2 separate regions of the Mus musculus genome follow, and region 2 is linked to region 1. A link is a loop called in an ENCODE intact Hi-C map of the cell type or tissue named here. Cell type or tissue: heart. All regions are shown on one strand. Links, peaks and the distances in the headings refer to the core of each region. The heading gives the core; the rest is flanking DNA.

The links. Hi-C counts contacts between places; a loop is a spot of excess contacts. Peaks named below come from ENCODE experiments on the same cell type or tissue, not always from the same donor. Only the 100,000 strongest peaks of a DNase experiment are listed, where the experiment ranks them.
Region 2: it touches region 1 in a loop (2.6-fold over the local background); 6 of 42 quality-filtered maps call a loop at or near these places.

What each region holds. Positions count from the first base shown.
Region 1 is chr10:78,394,825-78,404,459 of GRCm38, reverse strand. It overlaps Rrp1 (ribosomal RNA processing 1 homolog (S. cerevisiae)), which reads left to right. Exons shown (of 13, transcript NM_010925.2): 9 at 876-955; 10 at 1,753-1,850; 11 at 2,016-2,035; 12 at 2,494-2,610; 13 at 3,476-4,098. The coding sequence ends at 3,666. Among named protein-coding and RNA genes, the nearest start is that of Mir6907, 8.9 kb to the left of the region's middle. In heart, for the core only: a CTCF peak has its summit at 8,020; DNase peaks (open chromatin) are centred at 4,959 and 8,029; H3K4me3 peaks cover 836 bases; H3K27ac peaks cover 940 bases.
Region 2 is chr10:78,014,101-78,023,735 of GRCm38, reverse strand. No RefSeq gene overlaps it. Among named protein-coding and RNA genes, the nearest start is that of Pfkl, 9.1 kb to the right of the region's middle. In heart, for the core only: a CTCF peak has its summit at 4,844 (motif pointing left); a DNase peak (open chromatin) is centred at 4,755; H3K4me3 peaks cover 408 bases; H3K27ac peaks cover 1,657 bases; H3K27me3 peaks cover 254 bases.

The sequences.
Region 1 (9,635 bases), core at 1,037-9,036:
ATGAATGTGCTGCACGCTCTCCTTGTAAATGGCCTCTCACTGGCTCTGGGTTTGGGCCAGGTGTCTGGTTGCAGTGGGCCTAGCTTGGCTTTCTTTGTCTTGATGCTGTGGTCATGGAGTCTCAGTGAGGGTCTTCTTTCAGCTTTGGTGCCAGCTTTAGTGGCCCCCTTCTTGTGGGTCAGCAGGCACACTGCCTGGCATCCTGTGTGTCTTGCCTGTCTTTCTCTTAACTTCTCTTTCTTGGTAGCCCAGACATCCTAAGAGTTTCTCAGAGGAGACCCCTTGATGCCTGCTCATGGCTCATCAGCCACTCTGCACAGCAAACCATCCTGCAGCCGTTGTCCTTGCCAAAGTGTCCCACAGCACTGTTGTCCACAAGCCTTCACTTACAACTATGCTGAGTGGCCTGTGGGGGCACACACCTATACCGTAGCACTTGGGAGGCTGAGGCAGGAGGATTGCCCACGTTCAGGGCTATCCTGGGCTGTGAAGGGAGAACCAGACCACTAGAGCTAACATAACAAGGCCCCGTTTTAACTCTGCTCCACACCAGGAAGGCACTGCTGGCACAGTTCTGAGCACACAGCTCAGCTCAGTGTTCCAAGCTAAGCCAAGCATTGCTCCAGTGGTCCCTGGCCTAACCCACTGCTGGGATAACTGCAGTCTGCCTTTGCTGCCCAAGGTGCCCACTGACCTACACCCTTCCCCTGGGATGCCTTTCCTCATCTCTACACTCCCCATGAGCCCAGCTCCTTGTCCCCTCCCCAGCCTGTGTCAGTGCACGACCAAGAGGGTCCTCAGTGCTTGGTGTTGGTATTGGGGTGCCCCTACACTAGGCATGGTACCTTGAGCTCAGGTTCCGTATTTGTTTTTAGGCACCGCACATAGGGCTGGCCCTGAGGCAGACAAGGAACAGGCGTGGGATGACGAGGAGAACGCTGGCCCTGTCCTCCAGGTAGGCATCCATGTCTAGGCCACACGGTTAGCCTTTACCTTCCAGCCCCACTGCCGGGGGAAGGAGAGCAACGGAGATGAGCAGACAGCCTTCCTGGAGGCTGGCTTTCAGGGAAGGATGGGTAACTCCTGCTCACTGCTGAGAGACTGATGTAGGGCTCCTGCTGCCCTCCTGTGGCATTCCTCATGCTTTAAGCAGGTAGCCTGCACCCCTAGGTCTGCCTCTATTGTTGGGGTGCTGGCCTCGAACAGGGTAGCACAGACTTAGTGATCTGCATTTGGGTCATAGCTCTGAGTCAGCTCAGAGGACGGGTCAGGTGGATCGGGGCGGTCAGCGGATGTCAGTAAGGCTTCAATGCTGACAGCCTGTCACATGAGTAGGTTTGAGTATTTTGGTTATATAGGATGTGTTGATCTCTTTTCATTTGGTTTCTTCCTACCTGTCTGCTCTGGCTAGTTGGGAGTTAAAATCAGAGGGACTTTAATCTCTGCACTTTAGTAGTGAGCTCTATGCCAGCCACACAGTAAGTCCCTGCCTCAAAAAGAAATGAAGTTGGAGAGCAGGCTGCCTTCTGAAGTCTGCTGCTTCCTTGGGGCAGGCAGGGGTGGTGCCTGCTGGGTTGTAGTCTCTGTCTGCAGGCTTTGCTGGCAGATGCTGAGCGAGATGAGTCCGTTTCCGTGGCCAAGCAGAGAATGCCTGTGATGGCCATGTGTCTCCTCAGCCCAGGGAGGTGGGGTTTTGTGTTTGGTCATGTGGACATGAACTGAATCTTGTATTTCTCACATCTTTTGAAACAGTTTGACTACGAGGCACTTGCTAACAGGCTGTTCAAGCTCGCCAGTAGACAGAGCACCCCTTCTCAGAACAGGAAGCGCCTCTACAAAGTGATCCAAAAGTGAGTCAGGAGGCCTGTCTCGCCTCCCCCTGCTGCCTCCTCACAGCAGTCACTGCCTCTCATGTGTGTTGTCCTGTGAGGTGGCCTGAGCAAGGGGAGTCAGGAGCTGGTCCCCCGTGAGGACTAGACTAGCTGAGTGCTGATGTTGTCTGTCTTCTCTTTCAGGCTGCGGGAGCTGGCTGGAGGTGAGGATCTGGTGGGCACTGAGGTGGTCCCTCCAATACACATGTGCATTTGCGCACATGCGCAGAGCATGCGAAATGTCTGCAGCGACCTGTGTCTCGGTGGGGGAAGGGTTAGGCTCAAAGGCTCCACAGCACTCACTGTTCCTCTGAGGTCACTGAGGGGTGCTTCCTGAGGCCATGAACTCATGTCTGGTATTTGGAGGTGAAGCTCACACTGTGTTTGTGTGTTGTGCATGTGATGGGTTTTACCAGCGCCCAGGAGGCCCCACTGCGCATGTGTAGCTTCGTGCACTCCCAGCATTAGCCTGTACTGTCCGGCTGGAATAGACAGTGGCATAGCACATGTGCCTCAGGTGGCCTCCATATTTCCCTGGCCCTGAGCTGGGTCTGTGGGGACCGTGACACAGAATGGAGCTGACCTATCCCCTCAGCACCCTGACTGCCACCCTGGTTCTCAGGCACTTTCCCAGAGGATGATGTCCCTGAAAAAGCCTACAAGAAGATGCTGGAAGGGAGGCGGGAACGGAAGAAGAAAAAGAAGCGCTTGCCCAAACCTCAGCCCCAGAATAAGGAAGGTAGGATCCTGGGTGATGATTAACACATGGGCTGGCTCACCTCCCTTGTCTCCCCTGCCTGTCCTGCCTATGCTTAAGGCTTCCCTTCATGCACAGACCCCCACAGTGCACCTGGCCTGGGGACCACCCTCAGCCCTTGGTGCCTGTGCTCTCTTTGACTGTCTTGCCATCTTTGATCAGAGCCTCGTCTGCCTCGTCTCCTTAGTGGTCCTGAGCCTCTTCCCATGTAACTGTTGGTTTCAGGTTTCTAGCCCTGCCTTCCTGCTGTGTATGTGCTAGCCTGTGACACTCTTGCTAAAGACTGTCCAGGGCTTGCTGTGCATTGTTGGTGGCCCTGCCTGAGCTGACAGTCTTTTCAGGGGTTAACCTGGTCATATGCTAACCTAGGATCTGCCATCTGCCCTGCCAAAGGTCACTGCATTCACCCTGTCTCTGGCCCAGCTATCTCCACACTGAGGCCCATACATATTGGTCCCAGCTGGGCAGTATCTTCTCACCAGCCTGCCCTTGGCATGGCCCCAGCCTCAGCCCAGACACCGTCTTTCAGCTCTGACACAGCAGGTTGAGTTAATGTTTGCTGGTCCTGGGGGTACGGCCCCTGGCCCTCTTGTCAGATAGCCATCTCTACCTCTCTTCCTGCACTGTCTTCACACCCTGCTCCATGTCTGGGCCCTTCACCCTGTCCTCTGGCTAGTCTTTCTGGAGATCAGTTCCTGAGCCCTCCCTGGGATCATCCTGGGACCCAGGATGAAGCTCACCCTGGTCAGCAGCCATAGCTGGTGCTGTCCCCAGTGCTGGCACTGCCGTGACTGAAGGACACCATATTGTCCCAGGAGTTTGCTCACAAGCCTTACTTTGTCCACAGCGGGGAGTGAGGCAGAATCCTCAAGTGCAGACCCAGGCCCAGGAAGGAAGAGGAAGAGGAACAGGAAAACGGATGAGAAGGCTGGCCAAGGGGGTCCTCCTGGGAAGAGGAGGAAGCCCGGGGCTAGGGCAAAGGGGGCTGGGGCCCAGCAACCCAAGAAGAGGATACAGTCATCACAGAGTGCAGAGTGAGGTGCACAGCCCAGGCTGGCACATGGTGGAATGGGGCAGGATACCTGGGCATGCTCCTGCAGCCTCTGAATGCCGAGGTTCTGAGCGTCCGTCCTATAGGGGAGGAGCAGGAGGAGGACGGAAGAAACTCTTGGTTTAGTCCCAGCCTTTAAGCATGATCCTGCCTCAGAGCCATGACCTGCATCTCAGAAAAACACTCAACATTTCACTTGTACATATGCTATGGCTGTGCCTGATCCTAGCCAGAGAGGCCAGAAGATCTGGAGACTGAGTCCAGCCTGGGTTGCAGAGTAAATCCCTGTCTCAGCTTCCCTCCACCATAGTCAGGAAAACAAAACCAAGTAACTGTGTGGTCACTGTCCCCTCCACCCTTGGCTGCCCACAAATAAACTGCGGGTCCTTACAGCACATGGCTGCTTCTCCCATTTTTGGATGTGTGTGTGTGTGTGTGTGTAGGGGTATAGCAGATGTCACTTCCTGGGTGAGGTGTGTATTTTCATCTTACTTTTGAGTTTATGTGCATCTGAGAACCCTTGCAATAGAGCCTGCCCGTGGGTTCATGCTCTGTGCTCCTATCTCAGACTTGCATTGTTGAGGGTTTTCAGGAGGTTCCTGAGACTGAAGTGACAGGGCCATGGCAGGAGAGCCTGGCTGTTGTCACCACCTCTCTTTGGGACACTGTACACAGCATTTATAGAGACCCCAGCTGGCAGCCTGAGCATGACCTGACTGGGCTCTTATTCTGAATAGAGCAGACTCAAGCCCTGCTGCTATGGGCTTGTCCCTTCCTTGGGGTCACTACTGGGGCATCCAGGGCTGCAGGAGGCCAGGTCATGGGAGGAAAGACAGTGCCTAAGCAGTCTCTGCCCCTGGACGCTGTGGTAGCCTAAGCACATCCCAGAGTGCACAGGAGACAGCATTGGGTGGTGTGGGTCACCATTCTGAGAGAGCTGCTTAGGACAGTCACTGGGTGTGACACCCTGGTTCTAATTGAGTGAGGCCCTGGGTTCTACGCCTGTTTCCCCTGGGGGAGACCTGCAGCCAGCACCACCATGTGAAGCACTTCTATGTCTGCAGTCTCTTTAGTAACTGCTTGACTCCAGACAAGAATCACCAAGTCCCTCAACATTGACTGTGGATCTTGACTGATGGAGATCAGGCAGTGCCATGCACCCCAGAGGATAACATTATCTGTGCGAAAGTGGCCATCTTCAATCCCGTGTTCACAGCTTTGAGAGCAGTCACAAGGCACATACCCACTGTCTCATTCGTGAGATAACAGGATATTCTCAGAACTGGGCAGCCGCCAGCAGTTACACATCTGTTACGCCTGGTGAGCCTGCTCCCTGGGTCGGCAGCCTCTGATCTGCGTCATGTCGGTGGGGGGTGGGGGTGGGGCTGCTCTGCACAGGCGCACTTGGGATTGTGCAGTGATGCATGGTCTTTGCATGTCACTGAGCTGTTCTCAGGGCTCAGGCCTCTTTACTGCTCTCGGGGGGTGGGGGGGAGACACCCAGGAGTGCAGCTGCCTGGGCAGCTGTTTGAAGAACCACCAGGCTTTTCTGCAACTCACCTGTTGCGGGTCTTCCGAATGACAGCCCCTGCTCCCAGTGTGAACCCTCGCCTGTCAGTCCGCGGCTTGGCCTCCGACATACAGCCCCAGACTATGGGGGTGAACCAGGCGACCCAGCAGTACCCCCTGTTCACAGTGTGGGAACTTGCCATGCCCTGTCCTGTTGGGTGTGGCAGTTCATGCGGATGCTCACCTGGCTACCTTGTTCTTTTCTGGGCAGTCCAGTTGATCTAAGGAGGTGATGGACCAGGAGAGGCTCTGCCTCTTTGACTGTGTGACCTCCATCAGAAAACAGGCCCCTCCCCAAGCCCATACACACATGAACAGACACATACACACATGAACACAAACACACATGAACACACACACACATGAACACACAGGAGAAAAGGAATTTCTTGGTACTGATGGGGAGGTGGGTTTCAGGACCCCCACAAACACTGAGCATCACCAACACTAAAATCCCTAACTAACACTAAAATCTCCAAACTATCTTCACAGAACCCCATAGAACTTCCTATGTACTTCATGTTCACTCTTGGTACAAGGCAAAAGTCTACACCAATGGCTGCCATGCTTTGTTAAAGGAAATAAGGGGTGAGGGGAGGCACATGCAAGTTCAGTGCAGACCATACTCAATGTGAAACTGTTGCTTTTGGACAGTTTGCATCTACAGGTATTTGAGTCCCCAAGTTGAGAGCCTGTAGTAGTTACAGAGAGGTGGACTGAATGTAATTTATTTTTAATATTTTTCCAACCTGGCGGTGGTGGTACATACTTTTAACTCCGGCACTCAAGAGGCAGAGGCAGGAGACTCTCGAGTTCGAGGCTAGTCGAACAAAACAACACACACACACACACACACACACACACACACCTTTCATTGCAATAGGGATGATGTCTGAAGGCCACAGAGCAAGCAAAAACCCAAGCTGGGGATATTATGGCTTGGATCAGCTCTGAAGGCTATCCTGGGGCCCTGAAGGTTTTCTCTTAAGATCACCAGGGGATCAAACAAGAAGACAAGAACAGCCCCACACACTCACACCACGCGGGGGGGGGGGATTGCCTGCTTTATTAAGAGCCTATTGAATTAAATGTCAAGCTCATCTATTTCTACGCTTTCTTAACTGCCCCACTGGTTTTGATGTGGGCTCTGACCCTCATGTGAGTCTGTGCCCAGAGAGGATGCTTCTGCTGGACCCAGACCTCAGGAACCTAGCCTGTTCACATTCTCCCTTTCTCTGTTAGACTCCTCCCCACAGGCTCTGACCAAACCTTAAGGTTCTATTCCTGGCAGGACCACCCACCCAGGACCCACCCCTTCCTTACCTGCTCGCTCAGGGTTTCTGTTGCTGTGATGAACACCATGACCAAAAGCAATCTGGGAAGGAAGGACATCAGGGCAGGAACCTGGAGGCAGGAGCTGACAGAGGCCACAGAGGAGTGCTGCTTACTGGCTTGCTCTCACATTGCTTGCTCAGTCTGCTTTTTATAATGCCCAGGGCCACCAGCCCAGGGGTGGCACCACCCACATGGGCTGGGCCATCCTACATGACCAGGAAAATGTCCTACAGGCTTGCCTACTGGCCTTTCAGGGTCATTTCTCAATTGAGGCACCCTCCCTCCAGACAATGATAGCTTATGTCAAGTTGGCAAGAAACTCTTTGTCAACTTGACAGAAATGTCACTATTAAGCCACAACCTTTTTTTTTCTCACACATTAATATCAGCATCACAATATAAAACAAACTTAAGAAGTTCCATGGTCTTAGAAATTCAAACACTATAAAAGTTCAGTATCTTTTTTTTTTTTCTTTTTTGAGACAGGGTCTCTTTGTATATATATCCCTGACTGTCCTGGAACTCATTCTGTAGACCAGGATGGCCTTGAACTCAGAAATCCACCTGCCTCTGCCTCCCAAGTGCTGAGATTAAAGGCGTGCCCCACCACTGCCTGGCTAAAAGTTCAGTATCTTTCAAAAATCCTTAGTCTGGGGCTGGAGAGATGGTTCAGCAGTTAAGAGCACTGGCTGTTCTTCCAGAGGTCCTGAGTTCAATTCCCAGCAACTACATGGTGGCTCACAACCATCTGATACCCTCTTCTGATGTGTCTGAAGACAGCAACAGTGCACTCATATGCATAAAAGAAATAAATCTTTAAAGAAAAAAGAAGAAGAAAAAATTTTAAATCCTTAGTCTGGCTGGGCAGTGGTGGTACACATCTTTAGTCCCAGCATTCACAGCCGATTCCTCACACAGTTAAACGGCAGAATACCGTGACCCATGCCTTGCCCTGGGAGGACCACAGGACCCTGCTGAAGGGAGCACCACTCCTTCTTCTCTTCCTGAAGTAGCTGCCAGCAGGTTCTGGCTGGAAATGCGCCCCCACCCCCACCCCTGCTCCTTCCCTTTGCATGTCATTTTCCTCAGCTAGTCCTCAGACACGTCCCCAGGAAGGTCACACTACAGACAGCTCTGCAGCCTGTGCCCATGGACTTGCACACGCATCCGCTATGACATCTCCACCCATCAATCATGCATCTTTGTAGCCTTCCACCTACTCCTCTACCTTCCCTAACATCTAATGTGTATCTCCTATCGTCTTCCCACCCACCATTCCCCTCTACCCATGTTTTAATTGCTCTATCAACCACCACCACCCCTACTGAAATCACCGTGGAGCTCCTTATTGGCAGGGAGCTTTGGTCTGGACCCTGGAGCGGGACAGCCAGCGGGCACGCGGCCTTCTCGCAAGTCCCCAGGTGTAGTTCCAGCATCTGCCTCTAGCGGGCGCCTGGTCTTGGTTAAGGCTCTGGAGGCAGCACACCAGCATCTCCGTTTCTTAAGTACTGGCTGTGGTTTCCATGGGAACAGGCTTCTGGAAGGCAGGGAGGCACTTTCCTCCCAGCACCTCTCAAAAGCTGAAGTGTGCCTTGCCTTTGTTAACTGCGGTCCCGTTGGCAGTCTCTGACTTGCTCTCTGGACAAGTGGTTTTTGTCACGATTTTACTAAATTCTGACTTGATGGAAATTGGAGGCACACCTACTCTCCCTCCCCCAACCCCCTCCCTCTCTTTCTCTCTCCCTGGGATCAATCTAGAAAATGAACTGTTTCGTGAAATAAGCTAAAGTAACCTCTAGCTCATGCTAGAGGGGAGTAGGAAGGACGCCCCCTCCCCCAACCACCCCTAACCAACAACGACGGGCATCAGTTTGCCTTAGGGTCTCTGTGATTGGACTGAGCCAGGCTTTACTGCCTTGATCAGGAAAGGGAAACCCCAGCTGGGATTTCTGCATTAAAGCTGAGACCTCTGATTGATTTCTGTAGGCCTGACCCCAGCAAAGGGATGTGACAAAGGCACCTACCTCAGAGCCCTGCCCAGTCTCAGTGATGCCTGGAGCCTCTGGAAACCCCCTGGGTTGGAAAGGAATCTCTGGGGCTACCAGGTGCAGTCAAGGCAGGAAACCCAGGGTTCCCCTGTGTCAGGTCAGAATCTTGGTCCAAGTGGAGACACATACTGCCCAGAGGGCCAGTGCCACCCAAGTGACTCTCCCAGCCTGTGTGTTGTCCCACCTGCCCACTACTCCCTCTGCCTTCCTAGCTTCCATTCTGTTGATGCACTGTGGACCTCTGGTGTTCAGAAAGCATAGCACTCACAGGGAAGGAGCGCGGGTGGCTGCTTTACTCTAGAAAGTCAAAAACAGCTGGCCGGGCCTGGTGGTGCAAGCCTTTAATCCCAGCACTTGAGGCAGAGGCAGAGGCAGGCAGATCTCTGTGAGTCTGAGGCCAGCCTGGTAGCCTGGTCTACAGAGCAAGTCCCAGGACAGCCAGGGCCATTACACAGAGAAACCCTGACTCAAAACACAAACAAACAAAACCAGCCCTCAGACTGCCTTGTTCCAGTTAATCAGCCCACTGCCTCTGGCTCTCTTCTACACGGGGCCGTTTGTTCTCTCAGGGTGCACTCTCGATGTAACATGCACCATACCCTGGGGTGCAGGCAGGGACCCAGGACCAGGGTGGGGCTACAGAACAAGAGATGGGAATCCTTCCTAGATATACGATTCAGAGAATGCTTAAGAGACCTGCCTTTCTCCCTTCTTCCATTCCCATGGGCACTGTCACACCAGCCATGGCCTGGTTACCTTACTTCACTCACCAGGAAATCAATGCTAAGAAGTTCACACTGTCTCCTGAGTGGTGTGCTCACACCCACCAAGTCCTCACGTCAACTCACTCAGCTGTGTGCCTGCCAACAAACGGTTATCTTTAATTTTTTAAAAATTATTACTGTGTATGGGGGGGGGGAAACATGTGTATGCCTTCGCATTCCTGGGGTGGGGGTCAGAGGATAATTTCTCCAGAGTCGGTTCTCCCACTGTGGGTCAGGGGA
Region 2 (9,635 bases), core at 1,147-9,146, 380 kb after region 1:
TCCTTGAGGGTTGTATGGAAGTCCAGTCAGGTGGGTCACGTCCATCTGACGGCAGAACTGCTGGAATTTTTGAGACGTATAAGCTGGTCCATTATCAGTCTTAAGGAGTCTGGGTTTCCCCCAAGCACTCCATGCCTCAAGACAATGTTGAATCACATGTGAGGCTTTTTCTCCGGTTAACGGAGAGGCAAACATGATGCCAGAACATGTGTCAATGGACACATGGAGATATTGAAGTTTTCCAAAGGAAGAAACATGTGTAACATCCATTTGCCAGACCTGTAGAGGTCGAATACCGCGTGGGTTAATTCCCACATGAGGAACTGGCAAGAACTCACAGCAGCTTTGACATTGAGTAACAATGTCACGGGCTTCTTTTCTTGTCAAGGAGAAACGACTGCGTAATGTTTCAGCCGTCACATGAAAATTGTTATGAAAATTTCTTGCAGCCTCTACCGGGGATGATAGGGCAGCAGCCACCACTTTAGTGGCCTTATCTGCCAAATCATTTCCCAGAGCCATGGGGCCAGGTAGGCCTGAATGGGCTCTAACATGAGTAATATAAACAGGAGATCTTCTAGATAACAAAACTAATTGTATCTGCTGAAAAATATTGGCAACTCTACTGGAAGGCTTAATCACTCCAGCCACTTCTAAAAGATTTACTGCATTAACCACATAATAGGAATCTGACACAATATTAAGGGGTTTTAAAAAGGTTTTTAAAACTTCTAAGACCACTAAACATTCTACCACTTGAGGTGAATTTTCATTATACTGTTTGGATACCACTTTACCATTAGCCACATAGGCACCTATGCCAGTTTTTGATCCATCAGTATATACCACAATCCCATTTTTAAGTGGGTTTCTTACTGTTATTTGTGGAAACACAACAGATTGATTTTGGGCAAACTGTAAGATTGGATGTTTTGGATAATGGTTATCTATTTTTCCTGAAAAGGAGGTAACTAAAACTGCCCAATCATTAGATGTGGCTGCCAAGGTTTGAACCTGTGCAGCGGTATAAGGTACAATTAAAAGATATGGACTTTGCCCAAAGTGGGTGATTGCTGCTTTTAGACCTTTAAGGGTAAGCTGTGCAATTGCATCAGGATACCAATCTATTATTTTAGCTGGGGATACGTTTGGATGGATCCACAACAATGGCCCATTCTGCCACAAAACTGCAGTTGGCAATTGTGCTGTCTTAAAGACACACAAACTGAAAGGTTGCGAATCCTCAATACGTTGTAATTGTGCATTCTGTAAGGCCTTTTCCACTTTTTGTAAGGCCTGGTTAGCAGCTAGAGTAAGAGTCCTAGGGGAGGAGATATGAGGATCTCCTTCTAAAATACTAAACAAAGGCCTTAACTCAGCGGAAGGAATCTTTAAAAAAGGTCTGAGCCAATTAATATCTCCCAACAGCTTTTGAAAATCATTTAAGGTATGGAGGTGATCTCTTCTTATCTCTACCTTTTGGGGCACAATCTTATCTGGGGACACCACAGAGCCCAAGAATTGTCCTGTATCAGAAATTTGGACCTTTTCTGTGGCTATCTGTAAACCCCACTGACTTAAAGTTTTAAGTAGAAAAGGATATGCCTTTTGTAGCATGGTAAGGTCTTTATGGCACAGGAGGATGTCATCCATGTAAAGGAGCAAAATTAAAGAGGGGAATTGTTCCCTCATTGGCAAAAGAGCTTTTTGCACATAAAGCTGGCACATTGTAGGACTATTGGACATCCCCTGTGGTAAGACCTTCCATTGATACCTCTTATCAGGTTTAGCAGAATAAGCTCTCTGACCCGTTAACAAGTCAAAAGTCCAATCTCTCTGCTCTGGAGTTAAAGCAGCAGCGTTTGCTCGGTCCTGCGCCTGTGCAGCCTCTCGCCACAGAGATCTCCATTCCAAATATTTGCCCATATTAGGGAGAGCGGCTTTTGCAATCATTTGCCAGTCGGCAGGAGTTAGTGCCATGCCGGCAAGCCTGTCTAACTGCACCAAGGTAAAATTAGCATTAATTCCATATTTAATCTGCACATATTCTACCGGAGCGTGGACACGCCCACCCTCGGCTCCTTCAAAGACTGGAAATGCCTGTTGTATTTTCCTTTGTTCCTCTCGGGGAATGAATGAGTCTGCGCACTGCCTCTCTGCGCACTGCCTCTCTGCGCATTGTTGACGCACTACGGGCTGACGCACTACGCAGGGCGGGGACTCCGCATAGGGCGGGAGTGCACCTGGTAGCCGATTGCCCTGAGGCCAATCAGCAAACTGGCCTTCGCCAGCCGCTTTTGGCTTTTTCCTTAAATGACTAGTTAGCACTTTACTTGGCGGCTGGTATCCTTTTCTTTCATAATGAGCCGCTTCTTCCTCCCAGTCTGTTTCCTCAGAGGAGGATTCTTCATCTGCTTCAGAACTACTAAGAGCTGGCTTCCTGAGCTCATCTAGTGACGAGTATCTCCTAGAGACCTCCGCTAATTGATCTTTCTTCTTTTCCCTTTTTCCTCTTTTTCTTCTAATCTCTCTCCAGGTATTCCTACCTAACCTTAACTTTTCCTCGGGTTCAAGACCCTTGGAAAGGCCTGTATACTTAGTTTGTGTACTACATTTTCTTTTTGCTCCTACTTTCTCTCCCCGCTTTACTTCTGATAGATTACCCTGAATTTCCTCTAGAATTTTCAGCCCTGCCTTAACCACTATATAACATGTGAAAAGGAACAAAAGGGCTCCTAACACTAGAAAAAGTTCAAGGCCAAACATACCTGGTAAAGCCATTTCTCACTTCCGTTCCCCAGCTGATGAGTTCTGAATTCGGCAGTTGAATCCTTCTCAACAGTCTGTTTTATGGGAACACTTTATCACCGTCGTTCCCCAGCTGATGAGTTCTGAATTCGGCAGTTGAATCCTTCTCAACAGTCTGTGTTACGGGAACCTTTATCACCGTCGTTCCCCAGCTGATGAGTTCTGAATTCGGCAGTTGAATCCTTCTCAACAGTCTGTGTTACGGGAACCTTTATAAACGTGATCCGCAGTTCTGGTTCCGGAATGAGGGATCCTCCTTGCGCCAGTCCCGAGTTTTTTTCTCGTCCCGGAATTCGGCACCAATTGTTATTAGACGCGTTCTCACGACCGGCCAGGAAGAACACCACAGACCAGAATCTTCTGCGGCAAGGCTTTATTGTTACATCTTCAGGAGCAGAGTGCAAGAAGCAAGAGAGCAAGAAGCAAGAGAGAGCGAGAAGCAAGAGAGCGAAAAAGCAAGAGAGAGAAGCAAGAGAGAGAGAGAGAACGAAACCCCGTCCCTCTTAAGGAGCATTCTCCTTCGCCTCGGACGTGTCACTCCCTGATTGGCTGCAGCCCATCGGCCGAGTTGACGTCACGGGGAAGGCAGAGCACAAGTAGTCATAAGATACCCTTGGCACATGCGCAGATTATTTGTTTACCACTTAGAACACAGCTGTCAGCGCCATCTTGTAACGGCGAATGTGGGCGCGGCTCCCAACAGCCATTACAGATGGTTGTGAACTCAGGACCTCAGGGAGAGCAGGCAGTGCTCTGAACCGCTGAGTCATCTCTCTAGACCTTTATTTTGGTTTTTCAGTACAGGATTTTTTCTGGGGAGCCCCCATGATCCTGGAACTCACTCTGTAGAACAGGCTGGCCTGGAACTCATGTAGATCCACCTGACCTGCCTCTGCCTTCCAAGTGCTGGGACCACCACCTGTCAAGAATTCTGCTGAGTCAGTTTGAAGTGTCCCTGACCCACCCATTCCAGAATCTGATCTCTCTCTCTCCCTCTCCTCCCACTTCTCCCTGCTCACCCCCCCCCCCCGTGTGTGTGTGTGTGTGTGTGTGTGTGTTTAGGTAGGTATGTAGCTGAGCAGGTGCTCTCTCTAGCTCTTCCACTGCAGCATCTCTGCATGGACATCTTTATCAAATGCTGTGAACACCACAGGACCAACAATAGCTTCCCCCTCTGCAGGAGGCTGCCCTGAGCTAGGCTTTGTGCTGGGCTGTCCACGATTGGGAATGAATAGCTATGAGCAATTTGTGTCCGTCCTCTCCCCCACCCTCGCCCCCAGGTACCTGTGTGGGACCCCAAGTTCTGATGAGGGTCACTGGAGAAGCAGATGAAAGAATGTACAGGATGTTGAGCCAGCCTGGCCTGTGTGAAGGCAGCACTTCTTCTGGAAGCCATTCCCCTACAGGATGGACGGTGTGTGTGTGTGTGTGTGTGTGTGTGTGTGTGTGTGTGTGATGTGGGGGTGTGGTGTAAGCTTGACCCTGAATTGTCCTTGGGTGAAAAGCACAGCTGGCCAGAGGCCCCCCACCTTGTGACTGCAGTGCTCAGATCCTGATCCGGGGCTTGCTTGCTTTCTTTCTTTCTTTCTTTCTTTCTTTCTTTCTTTCTTTCTTTCTTTCTTTCCTTCTTTTTTAAATTTAATATATAATGACAGATTTTTTTCAAGATGAAGGAGATTTCAATTCTTGTAAATTGTCAGTGATGTGGGGATTTGAAGGATCCCCAGGAGCTAACAGGGGACCTGGGTCCAGGCCACAAGTCCTCAGACTGCTGATTCCCACCTGTTGCTTAGCTACGCGTGCCCAGCCTTCCAGGGTGGCAGAGTCGGCGCTTCCACGAATGTGTAATTCAGCTCAGCCGAGGGCCACCCTTAGCCTCGCTACCAAAGAGGCAACTACAGGAGAAAGCCTCGGAATAAGCGCCTTATCTTTCCAGGCGAAATGGGGGTGGGGTGCAAAAACAGCGTTCAAGGTCGACTCACGCTGTGGGTTGCAGCTCTAGCGGTAAGGGCACAGCGCCACCTGGTGGCGACCGGCACTACTGAGAATAGCGGCCGGCTGTGATATTCAGCTACTAAAAGCAAATTAAGTCTGAGATTAGTAGGGGGGAAATACACAGGAACTGGGTTTTGTGATGATTTCTAATATTTTATTTATTTTCATGTTACATGTGTAGATGTTTCCCCTGTGTGCTGTCTAGTTTTATATCAACTTGGACATAAGCTAGAGTCATTTGGGAAGCGGGAACCTTAGTTGAGAACACGCCCCTACTAGACTGGCTGTGGGCAAGTCTTTGGGGGCATTTTCTTGATTAATGATTGATGTGGGTGATGCCAACCCCGGGCAGGTAGTTCAAGGTTGTAGCAAGCCAGTGAGCGAGTTTCCTCCACAGCCTCTGCTTGAGTCCCTCCGATGATACACTGCAGTTTGTGAGATGAAGCAAACCCTTTCCTCCCCAGTCAGGACGCTTTATCACAGCAATAGAAACCCTAACTAAGGCGTGAAAACTATGCTCCTAAAAATGTGTGTGTATGCTGGGCAGTGGTGATAGACTCAAGGCCAGCCTGCTCTACAGGAGTCCCAGGGCAGCCAGGGGTACACAGAGAAACCCTGTCAAAAACAAACATACAAACAGAAAGCCCCCCCCCCCCCAGTGGCTTTGAGTCTTTAAAGACATTACTACTTTGCATGTATGAGTATTTTGCCTGCACGAACATCTGTATACTACAAGCATGCCTGGTGCCCTGAGAATTAGGAAGAATGTATCTGATCTTCTAGAACTGACTGCAGTTACAGGTAGCTGTGAGCCATACCATGTGGGTACTGGGACTGAGCCCAAATTACCTGTAAGAGCTGGTGGTGCGCTCTATCTATCTATATATATATTATATATCACATATATATAATCATATATATATATGATTTTTAAGTTCTGTTTATTTATTTTATGTATGAGTACACTGTAGCTGTCATCAGACACCAGAAGAGGGCATTGGAACCCATTACAAATGGTTGTGAGCCACCATGTGGTTTCCTGGAATTGAACTCAGAACCTCTGGAAGAGCAACTAGTGCTCTTAACGGCTGAGCCATCTCTCCAGCCCTTATTTATTTGTTTTACGTATGTGAGTACACAGTAGCTGTCTTCAGACACACCAGAAGAGGGCATCAGATCCCATTACACATGGTTGTGAGCCACCATGTGGTTGCTGGGAATTGAACTCAGGACCTCAGGAAGAGCAGCTAGTGCTCCCAGCCACTGTGCCTGAAGCCCCATGTGTCCATCTGTCCAGCACAGGCAGCCTCAGCACACCTTTGCCCAGTGAGTAGCCTGAGCATCCCATGTGGTGAGGAGGTGGCAGTCAGTCCTGGCTCTCTCATCAGTACCACTAGATTCATTCTACTCAGGAGGGGCTGGAGATGGTGCCTGGGAGCAGGCGGGGAGAGCAGCCCTGCTTGAGTGACAGGCCTCCAGGATAAGAGCCTCTAGACCTGGCTCCTGCTCTCCCTTGTGGTGTGAAATAGTCGGTAGTGTGAATATTTTAATAAATTCTGCGATGCAGTTATTTCCCACCTTTGACCATTTATGTTCCTGGATGAAACACACACAAACACTCAAAGCCTTTATATTTTAATATATCTTAAGTAGCACGGGACAACTACCTACCCTCCATGCTGCTAGAATTTTACTCCTAACCATAACTCAAGTTATTATTTACTGTATGCTTCATCCAATAGCCAGCCCACATGGCCACATTAAAATGGTGCAGCTAACCCCTGGTGGCTCCTTTCTCCTCTCCAGCACTCTCTTCTAAGGAATGGCGGCTCCCTCTCCTTCCTTGTAGTGGTCCCAAGCCCTGGAACCCTAAACCCCGCCTATTCTCTTCTCCTCAGCTATTGGCTGCTGGCATCTTTTTTTACCAATCAGAATTATCTGGGGCAGGGTCTCTCTCATGCAAACAGTTTTGGGGGGACCCAAATTAACATTAGAAAACAAGCAGCATTAGGGCAAACCAATCTCTCTGCCTCCCTACCCTCACACATGCCTGGTCCCTGGATAGCCCTACTGCACATCACACACATCAGTTGTCTTCTCTCTGTGCCCACTGTCACTGATCCTGTGGCATCTCTCAGCCCCCAGCCACTTCTCTCTAGCTCCTCTGCCCCTAGCCCTGCCCACCCCTGCTCCTCTCCCTCCTCCCAGAGTTGATTCTTAAGGAGCACAAGCCATTTTACCACTGCCTCTGATAACCATGCTTATTTCCTAGAGCAAAATGGAAGACCGGAGAGACCAAAACCGAGCCTAGCTGATCTCAAAGGTTGCCCACATTGCAGGGCCAGGTCAAAGTTTCCCCCATGTGGCTGGAGGCAGGCCCAGCTTCTGTTGTCTGCAGACAGAGCCCTCCTCGGTCTCCCTGCCTGCCTGCCTCTGAGCAGAGCCTCACCCTGACTGGCCTCGGCACTGATGTTGCAGAGCCCGTGTTTCCTTGTTTCAGGGTGACCCTTAACTGTATCTTGAGCTAGAAGCACAGAGACATGTGTCTAGTGGGAGTGGATGTGAGGCTCACTGTGGGCAATATGTGGGTGATAGACAGGAATCTGGGGTGTTTCTGCAGTCAAGCTGGTGGCTAAATTGGGCAAGAGCAGACCAGAAAGGTCTCCCCTGACTCAAACAAGCTAATCTGCTCCTTTCCAGACTGTTTTTGGCTTTTTTTGTTTTTAAAGATTAATTTATTTATTTCATGTATGTGAGTACACTGTCGCTGTCTTCAGACACACCAGAAGAGGGCATTGGATCCCCATTACAGATGGCTGTGAGTCACCATGTGGTTGCTGGGAATTGAACTCAGGACCTCTGGAAGAGCAGTCAGTGCTCTTGACCGCTGAGCCATCTCTGCAGCCCGCCTTCCAGACTGTTAAGTTACAGTCACAACTACCTGTAACTCCAGTTCCAGGATTACAGACATAAATATAGGCTTGCACTAAGCACGGTGTAGCCCTGAGTCTGTGAAGGAGCCTGGTCTTCCCTGACCCAGCCAGTCTCTAGGGATCTGGAGGGTCAGTAATAGAACCAAATCCAGGTACTGTCTGTGGCCTAATCCTAGCACTGGGTAGACCAAGGCAGGAGGGTACAAGATCAAGGCCAGTTAGGAAGTCAAAGTGAGTTCAAGGTTAGTCTGGGCTACAATAGCTCCTCCTCCCCAGATAAAAAGGAACATTCATAGCAAAAATAGCTCTGGCCAACAAAGGCATGACTGCAGACAGGGAGACTATTATGCAAGGTTAGAACTTCTTGTAAGGGACATTATCTGAAAGCGGAGCAACAGGGAATTAGGAAATAGGCAAGAATGTTAAGAAATGCCAACTCTTGACCAAGGAAATCCAAGGCAGAAACACTAGGTATCCAGAAAGGGTCAGGGGGACACAGAAGGGAGAAGTAGTGATCAGGCAGTAAGTAAAGAAATCTGGGAGGCCTGCATGCTCACTGAGGGTCTGGGAAGCAGACCTACTCTGTCAGCCTCTTCCGATGGACGTGATTTACAACATCTGGAAGAAGATACCTACAACTTCTGGAAAGGAAGTCTTAGGTCATTTGCCAGGGGTCAGAAGGACTGACTGACTCCTTCCCAGCAATGCTGAGAATAAGAGAGGTTTGAACAAGCCTTCCCAACCTTGTGGGCAAACAATTTTAGTTCTCAGATCTGTGTAGATTGTTTCTGTGAAGCATCCAGGTAGACAGTTTCATGGTCTCGGGAGAAGAACAACTTACCTGGGCACATTGCCGAGGGAGCACCGAATCTAAAATCAGGGAGGAAAGAGAGAGGGATCCATGGGCAAACGGATAGGAGCCTGATCAAGTCTAACTAGAAGCTTCACCCCTACTGCCTGGCATTCATGGTACTGGAAGGTACTCCGCAGATGACCAGAGGAGAAAGGAAATCCTCAACCAAGCTACTGAACCCCGCGATCTACAACATTAACCTGCCGCCACAATATGTTACTGCAATAGTGGTAAAGATGTTATCGGCGTAACCAAGCACTTAAACAACTTTCCTGAGATTATGATTTATTACAACATGTCTCCCTTATCCTTTCACCCTCCAAACCCTTTCAGATACCTTTTCCCCACACGTCTTTAAATTCATAGCTTCTATTTCCCAACCACATTTTTTTTTTTGGTGTTTCGAGACAGGGTTTCTCTGTGTAGCCCTGGCTGTCCTGGAACTCACTCTGTAGACCAGGCTGGCCTCGAACTCAGAAGTCCTCCTGCCTCTGCCTCCCGAGTGCTGGGGATTAAAGGCTTGTGCCACCACACCCGGCTCCAACCACATTTTTGAACGGGTTTATTGAGATGGAATTCACACCCGGCACTGCTAAAGTAGCCAAGAACCCGAGGCTAAACAGGTCGTGGGCCTAGGAGGAAAGCTAATACTATTATTCTGCTAAAGGAACATAGCATTAGAATGACTTGTGATGGGGCTGGAGAGATGGCTCAGGGTTAAGAGCACCAACTACTCTTCCAGAGGTCCTGAGTTCAAATCCCAGCAACCACATGATGGCTCACAACCATCTGTAATGAGATCTGATGCCCTCTTCTGGTATGTCTGGAGACAGCTACAGTGTACTCATATACATAAAATAAATTAATAAATATTTAAAAAAGGAAAAGTTTTTTTTTTTTTGTTGTTGTTCTTGGTTTTTTGTTGTTGTTGTTGTTTTTTAGACAGGGTTTCTCTGTATAGCCCTGGTTGTCCTGGAACTCACTCTGTAGACCAGGCTGGCCTCAAACTCAGAAATCCACCTGCCTCTGCCTCCCAAGTGCTGGGA